2 separate regions of the Homo sapiens genome follow, and region 1 is linked to region 2. The links are chromatin contacts, found by Hi-C or POLR2A ChIA-PET in ENCODE. All regions are on one chromosome and are shown on one strand. Each heading gives the region's core, a stretch centred on a gene start or an enhancer-like site at or near the end of the contact. The rest is flanking DNA. Distances are from core to core; before and after follow the strand shown. Region 1 overlaps LOC102724146 (a long non-coding RNA gene). Region 2 holds the start of EPS8 (EGFR pathway substrate 8, signaling adaptor).

The links. Hi-C counts contacts between places; a loop is a spot of excess contacts on that map. ChIA-PET counts read pairs that join two places held with the same protein, here RNA polymerase II (POLR2A). Pooled maps may share reads with other maps.
Region 1: a loop to region 2 is called in a map of mammary epithelial cell, with 2.0 times the contacts of the local background. The contact joins the enhancer-like site here to the promoter of EPS8 in region 2. A Hi-C loop is called at or near these places in 18 of 168 maps with a recorded cell type or tissue (Calu3, HepG2, PC-9 and 10 more) and 11 of 50 pooled maps. POLR2A ChIA-PET finds 5 or more read pairs at or near these places in 15 of 52 experiments (A549, AG04449, AG04450 and 12 more).

The regions. Positions count from the first base shown.
Region 1 is chr12:15,828,840-15,832,720 of GRCh38, reverse strand. The region is part of intron 4 of LOC102724146 (a long non-coding RNA gene); the gene reads left to right. Among named protein-coding and RNA genes, the nearest start is that of EPS8, 41 kb to the right of the region's middle. Within about 2 kb of position 1,951, at least 2 of the 41 ENCODE cell types and tissues checked have a DNase peak (open chromatin) inside an H3K27ac peak, as active enhancers do; they include ascending aorta, where a contact is called at or near this core.
Region 2 is chr12:15,788,058-15,791,912 of GRCh38, reverse strand. EPS8 (EGFR pathway substrate 8, signaling adaptor) reads left to right here and starts at 2,525. Exons shown (of 21, transcript NM_004447.6): 1 at 2,525-2,752. RefSeq lists silencers at 2,318-2,667, 2,928-3,047, 3,378-3,457.

The sequences.
Region 1 (3,881 bases), core at 702-3,201, 41 kb before region 2:
CTAGTTGGCCTGTTACTCTCACCCTGGAATCTCATCTCTCAATAAGAGGGTCCAGGGCACCAAATTCAAGCAGAAATTCCAAGGACATCACTTTACTTGTCTTTCTATGAAGTTAAGTATGCGTTAGTCTTTCTATGAGGGAGACAATCTTCTGGGATTATTAACACCAGTCAATAGTCCCAGGAGGGTGGGGCAGGGAGTGGAAAGGAGGGTGAATGCAATAGTTAAGGTGTAAGGGAAAAGAATTTCTTGCTATCATCAGGTCTAGTTCTTTAAAGCATGATCGTGCATTGAAATTTTGCTATGAGTGGTGACCAATATTAGAAAGAAAAAGGTTCGTTTGTCTTACAGTTGCTTGACTCTGAAGATTCTGAGCTGCCCAAGCCTATGTCCGTGAAGGATTGTAAAGAGCCCTCAATTCACCTGTGCTCTCCCAAGAGAGAGCTAGCATGTTATGGGGTGGTGGCAACCCACCATTTTTAGCACCAACTGCTGAAAGATAGAAAATAAAAGAATTGAGGATTCTTAGAAGAGAGAAGACTTGAAGGTGACCATGTAAGGCTTATTCTATAGCCTCAAGTAAGATGATATAATATAGAAATTTTTTTAAAAAAATTTGCACCGTTCTCTGGATTCCAGCTGTGTTCATTCTGCAAAGCAGTGTGTCTAAATGTTTTTCCAGATATATTGGGCATGATAGCCAGTTTACCCAGTATGTCATAGTCCTGGTTATGATGAACATAGTTAAGAAGTAGAAGAGACGGAGAAAGATTGGAAGAAAATGGAAATGTGAGAGATTGTGGCTGTGCAGCAACAGTTAATTTATATGCATGGCTGTGTATATGAATGAGAATGTATATGATTCATGGTTTAAAGATGGTAGTGTAATACATGTACCTGTATGTATGTATGATGGAACTAACTAGCCCATTGTATATTAGCTCCAAGCTACTATTGTGGTTTTAAAAAGCTGAAACAGTCATTTCCTTGCCAGCTTCATTATGTCACATATAAATATATGTTCTGTGTGGGAAAGAAAAATATTGTATAGGCAAAGGAATTTCTATGAGAAAGATACAGAGTCTTTGAAAGAGACTTAAAATCTATGACTAAATGAGAGAAATAAATGACATTTCTACTACAACGCCCTTGTCAGGTTATATTAGAGAAAATTTATGTCACTGACAAGCCAAAGAAGGAGGCATTTGTATGCTACTGACAGTTGGTACAATATGTGTGTAGAAATGAACTTAAGTGTGGGAAACAAAAGAAACAAAAAACCTGGAAGAGAGCTGACTAGAAAGAGAACAAATAGGAAAAAGTGAAATACTTAGCTATATGAAACAATTTTTAAATAGTATTGTGTTAGATTCTCAAGGACGGATATGTGCTGACACAGTGTCTGGGATTTCAGACCAAGTACTCAGGTTCACATTGGATTAAACTTATCACCCCAGACTTGAGCCAAGAGCTCACCTTCGTCATGACCACTCAGCTATTAGCATCATGGAGTATAGCAGTGTAAATCGATCATACAGAAGTCCTTCTGGTTTTAGAATAAAATGGCAAAGTTGGAGAGAGCCCCCATGAAGATAATGCTCTAGTCAGACCTGCAAATATTGGCTGAATAGATGGTTTGGACAGAAAGTTTCAAGCAAAGAATCTGACTAAGTACTATTATGGGTTAACTAAATTGAGGAAATCTAAAAATTTCTCATAAAGATGCCCAGTTTCTTAAGAAATTGCCCTTGTTTTTGGACAATGAGCCACATCTTGTATTCATTCGAGGCCTCCATGTTGCTCCACTGGATGAAGCTGACTGCCCTGGCAATATGGCTGTGACTACACAGCTTGCAATGAAGTAGGCTTTGGACCACTGGTAGGAGAACTCCCTCCTAGAAACCAGAGAAATTCAAGAGGGGTTAGAGAACTATGAGTTATATTTGGCACCTACCAAAAAGTCATGCTGAAAACGTGGGATTCAGAGGCCAAGGAATGAGGGGGATTGAGAGTCCACACCGTCCAGTACTGGGGATTATTTTGCTAACATGTACTATACACAAGCAGGAATTTAACAAATACTTGGTTGATGAGCTCATTATGTATTTTTTATCCTCATGAATTGTGGAAGCTAAAACTGGATTTGGTGTATTAATGTCATTATCATTTTTGTATTACAACACTGAGCAAACAAGTAAGTAGTTTTTGTTGGTAAGACATCTTTTTTTAAAAAATGACAAGGATAAAAAGAAATATTAGAAATGACTCTGTCACTAAGGAGTTATACCTTGGGAGACAAGACATACTGGCAAAGAAATAATAATGCAAGTCATATTAGATCAGTTCCAAACACATTTGTTCCCCCACTCCTTCCGGAGACTTGAAAGGCAAAGCCTTACTCTTTTGAACTAGTTTCTCTTTTCTTTTATCCCTCTTCTATCGTCTCTCTACAATCCTCAATCTTCAGTGTTGAGTTGGAAAACTTAGATCATTTATAAGTTCTCATGATAATTTGGTTTGAGAAACACAGTGTAGGCAGCAATTGTGGGGGAGGAACAGTCCCAGGGGAGTGGTAGTTGCTGGGCCTTTTACAGAAAGAGCAGGACTCTGATAACTAGATATAAATGCGATGGGTATTTCAGGAAGGAGGAAGAGCCTGAACAGATCATGTCTCAGGAATGAATGAGACCTGTTTTGCTGCAGTGAGTAGTGAACTCTGGAAAAGAAAAACTGTGGCAGAGAGATGGGGCAGTGGGCAGGTGGTTAAAGGTCTCTAATAGGGCCTTATTTAATCCCTAAGCAGTGAAAAGTCAATGCATGCTTCTACATAAGAATTTAATTTATACCAAACAGGTTTTAAGAATAATTCTGGATTGATGTATAGAAGATGTGAGGAAGCAAGAAACAGACTGCAAAATGGTACTAACAAGAACTAGAAAGAAATGTAATAATCATCTTAGTCAACTTACTCAATTTCTGGTGTCTGGTGTGTATGTGTGTTTGTGTGTGTGTGCACACGTGTGTGTGTGTGTGTGTGTGTGTATTGGGGTGGAGAGCAAGGAAATTTAGCAGAGAGGTTGCCTAAGGTCATAAGCTAATTAACAGCAGAAATAGACTAGACCTGACTCACAGTTTAGGACAAGATCCCCTATATCAGGGGTCCCCAAGCCCTAGGCCACAGATTGGTACCGGTCTGTGGTCTGGTAGGAACTGGGCCACACAGCAGGAGGTGAGCAGTGAGTGAGTGAGTGAAGCTTCATTTGTTTTTACAGCTGCTCCCCATACCTCCCATTACCACCTGAGCTCCACCTCCTGTCAGATGAGCCCTAGCATTAGATTCCCATTGGAGTGCGAATTCTATTGTGAATTCTGCATGGGAGGGATCTAGGATCTAGGATGCAAGCTTCTTATGAGAATCGAATGCCTGATGATCTGTCACTGTCTCCCATCACCCCCAAATGGGACTGTCTAGTTGCAGGAAAACAAGTCCAGGGCTCCAACTGATTGTGCCTTATGGTGAGTTGTATAATTATGTCATTATATATTACAATGTATTAATAATATAAATAAAGCACACAATAAATGTAATGTGCTTAAATCATTGCAAAACTATCCCCCACCCCCTGGGTCTGTAAAAAAAATTGTCTTCAATGAAACCCATCCCTGGTGCCAAAAAGGTTGGAAACCACTGCCCTATATCATTGTTAGGAATCTATGGCAACATCCAGGAGCTAACAAATGAAGGCAGAAGTGGGGCCTGCCATTTTATCCAGATTGTAAAGCCATTTGAGAGGAAGTAGAACATAAGAATCAATTGGCCAGGCATGATGGCTTACGCCTGTAATCCCAGCACTTTGGGAGGCTGAAATGGGTAGGTGGCT
Region 2 (3,855 bases), core at 1,276-3,775:
AGTTTGGTTATTTTGCTAGACCTGCTCACAGAACTCAGGGAAACATGTTTACCATTTTCTTATAAAGGATATTACAGAGGATACAGTTGAAGAGATGCATAGGGTGATTTATGCCCTCTCTGGGAGCACCGCCATCCAGGAATCTCCGTTTAGTTATTCATGTTCCCCTCTCTGGAAGTGCATGTAACCCATTCTTTTTTTTTTTTTTTTTGTGGAGGCTTTATTGCGTAGGCATGATTGATCAAGTCATGGGCCATTGGTGATCAGCTTAACCAGCCCCGGAAGTTAGAGGGTGGGGCTGAAGGTTCCAACACACTAATCATGCCTTGGTCCTTCCTATGACCAGTCCCCATCCTGAAGCTATGCTGGAGCCCCCAGCCATCAGCCAATTCATTCAAATACAAAAAGATGTTCATCACTTTGGAGATTTCAAGGATTTTAGGAGCTATATGTCTGGAAATGGGATGAAGACCAAATATATATTTTATAATATCACAGGCCTTTTTAAAGCCCGTTCTGTGTTACTGTTTCTTACTAGACGTAAATGGAGCCAAACAAGGCATACTTATTAAATTTACAAATGTTAAAAGTGATCACTAGTATTTATCTGAAATTGTGTCCTAAAACAAACACGATAAAATTTAATAAGAATAAAACAAAAATCAAGATTTAAATACATAGAAGTATAGACTATGAAAGGTGGAAGATACGGTTTAATTTAGTTGATGTGAAATAGACTTGGGTGTTCTGTTTGAATCTAGGTAGTGTGTGCTTGCATCAAAGGGGTGGCTGATCAGCAGCTGGAGAACTGGAACTCAGTTCTTGGCCCACTGTATTTGAATATTGTATTCTCAGTGCACAATTTAGAGAGGAGAATGAAAATCAAAACACATTCAAAGCAAGGTGAATAGTGTGATTATGGCAGCTCACTGCTATTTGAAAAACACTTAAAAGAGAATTTTTGAAGAAATGTATTAGATCTGTTGGTTACTTAATAGTTGCCCCTACTATTTCAAGGCTTGCAGTGTCTATAAAGAATGAGATTCATATTGTGTTGTTCCTAGGGGCAGAACCAAGACCAGTAGTATCAGGGAAGTTGATTTGATGTTCATAAATGATACAGGCTATAGTGTTAAGCAGACCTGGTTGTTAATTCTGGCGTCAGCATTGGCTTTGGCAAAAAGAAGGAAACTTCTGGGTTTCATTTTCCTAATGTGTTTAATAGGTATAATAAGGCCCATCTCATTTTAAGGACTAGGAATAATGTGTGTAAGTTGCTCAGTTCCTGGCATAGGTAAATATTCAACAAATAATCATGGTTATATGTAATGATAAAAATAGAAATTTACAACATTGGAAATGTTCAAGTGGATAGTGGTCTGGTGGAAATATTGGAGAGAGTATTCCCACTTAAAATAGGGGACTGGACTTAGCCGTTATATCGATTCCAACTTTTAGAATGGTTTGAATGTCCACCTTGGCATGTTACGTCGTTTCTCCCTGACTGTGCTTTTATTTGCTTCACAAAGCAAGCAAGTCCAATCTCTTTTAACCAAGTTTAATTTATAGGCTTTCGTGGACTTCTGGAAGTCAACTGACTTCGAAGTTAGGACAGCATGGGGGGATTGGGGGAGTAGCTATGACAATGAGGAGTTTTAAGAGTGAGAAAACACAATGTCTATGAGAACATGGACTTCTCTTTTAGAGGCTCCATGAGCTACTCAGAGAGGAGGTTATGAGGGTTGGTTAAGGTACGAGAGGCACAAAGTGAAAGAAGCCTCCACTACTTCAAACCACATCAGGGCTTTTGGCAAGAGCTACATGAAAAATAGGCTCACAGGCAGCCTGGCGAGGCGGGTCTGGGCTTGCAGGCTGGCGCTAAGGACCGGCAGTTGGGAGACTCTCAGGGACCCGATGGAGGGCCTTGGGCACCACCAGTTTACCGCATGGGTTGGAGAGACAAAAAAAGAGGAGAGCGACAAAAGGGGGAAAATAGGTCCGATGATCAGAGGAGGAAGACGAAGGCTGGCTGGTCATTAGATGCGTCTTGTTTGCCGCCAAAGGGCAGGGGTTACGAGCTGTGCAGCCAGACTGGGTGTTGCAACCCGAGCGCTCCCTCCGCCCGGGGCGTCCATCCTCGCCGGGGGCGAAGCTCTCCACACGCTCTTTGCCCCTTCCTGCGCCTCCTGGCTGCTAGTCAGTCCTGTTAGGGCACTTCTGGAAACCTGCTGTCGACTCGCTGCCTTGGTCCGACTTTGATCGCGGCCTTGATAACTTGGCGCAGCGCCCCGTCTCCTTTCCTCCGGTCCCTCTCCCGCCCACCCGGCCTCACCGGCCACTTCGCCTCAAGCGCTGGAGTCGACCAGAACTCTGCGGCTCGGCTGCCGGCAAGACCCGGATAGCGGATTTCGCTCCTGGCTGCGGGGCGCGCACTCGCCCGCCCGCCCGCTCGCTCGTTCCTCGCGCGGGCACTGGGCATGCGCGGCGCGCGGTTGGCACTGGCTGCGAGCGGGCGGGCGGCTCCAGACTTCACAGGCAGCAGCTAGCGAGGCGGTCTCGCCCGGCGCGAGGCCGGCGCTGTGCTCGCCTCGGAGATCGCTGCTCTTTAGCTGGGTGCAGAAGGCGGCTCCGCGGCTCGCGGACGACTGGCTGGGCGCGAATCAGATTGGGGGGCTTTCTCCCGGTCCCCTCCCACCTCGTCTGGGCTCGCGGCGTCTCCGGGGAAAGCCGTGGCCCCGAGGGCGGATCCGAGGTAAGAGCCCCTTGGCGAAAGGCGCCGGTCCCGGGGTCCGGCGGCTTTGACTTTCTCGATTTTAAAAATCCGCCTTTGTGTGCTGGAATCGGAGCGGTGCCAGGAGCCGCGTCCGCCTCCCTTCACTTTGACTGCTTTCAACTGGTGTTGGCAGCCAGGTGCGGTAGGGCGCTGCGGCCGGAGGCGTCCGCTCGCCGGGTCCGGGCAAGCTGTGGGGCCCGTGCAGACCCGCGCCCAGGGCTCCGGGAGGCTGGGCAGGGAGGGTTCGCCGTGGCCCAGTGATATTCATGGTAACCTGAGCTTCCGCAGATACACCTGCGCTCATCTGGTCCGTGGGGCGACTGCAGACCGAGTATCCCGATCTCGGCTTATTACGTTAGACTTGGGATTTGTGCGCTGCTCTGCCAACCCGCCTCAAATGGGGAGGGGTTCTTTTCAAAATGACCCTTTAGGGCAGGGTCCCACCCCCGTTTACCCCCTCGAATTAACATAGCTAATTGTTTCGGAATCGTTGTCAATGCCTAATGGCTGTTGACTTTCTTAGCTTGCTCCACTTTACTCACCATTTTACTTTTGGGAAGACAGACGGCCTTTCTCCGGTTGTGGTCAGTTCATGCATTTGAAAGGGGTTTCCCCACCCATGTACTCCCTGCCCTCTCCGATGTTCTCACTCTTACTTTCCTTCCTAGGACTACCTGTTTGCAAAATCTTTGCACCGACCGTTCTCCGGCAGTGTTTCTCAAATCCTCCTCCTCCCATAGGGCCCGTAGTACTGTTGGAATCTCGCGGGGGGCAGGACGCCGTGGTTAGGATTTGAAATCCGCAGACATCTAGAGCGGTGAAGGATTAGGAATTAGAATCCTCCTTTACAAAATATGTTTCAGTGAAATGTGTTACTGCTTCTCTTTTCAAGGTTTCTTGCCTTAGATAGTAAGGGGAATAGGTAAAAGAGCTAATATGTTAGGATGAGTTCAGGTAAAACTTGATTTCAGATGTGTGAAGAGTGTGACTTTTTGGCTTTGTCATTTTTGGGAAATAGGAGAGTTAGGATTCCGGGCAATCTTCTTTATATTGAAAAAGCCCCTCAAAGTAACTGTGTTGTG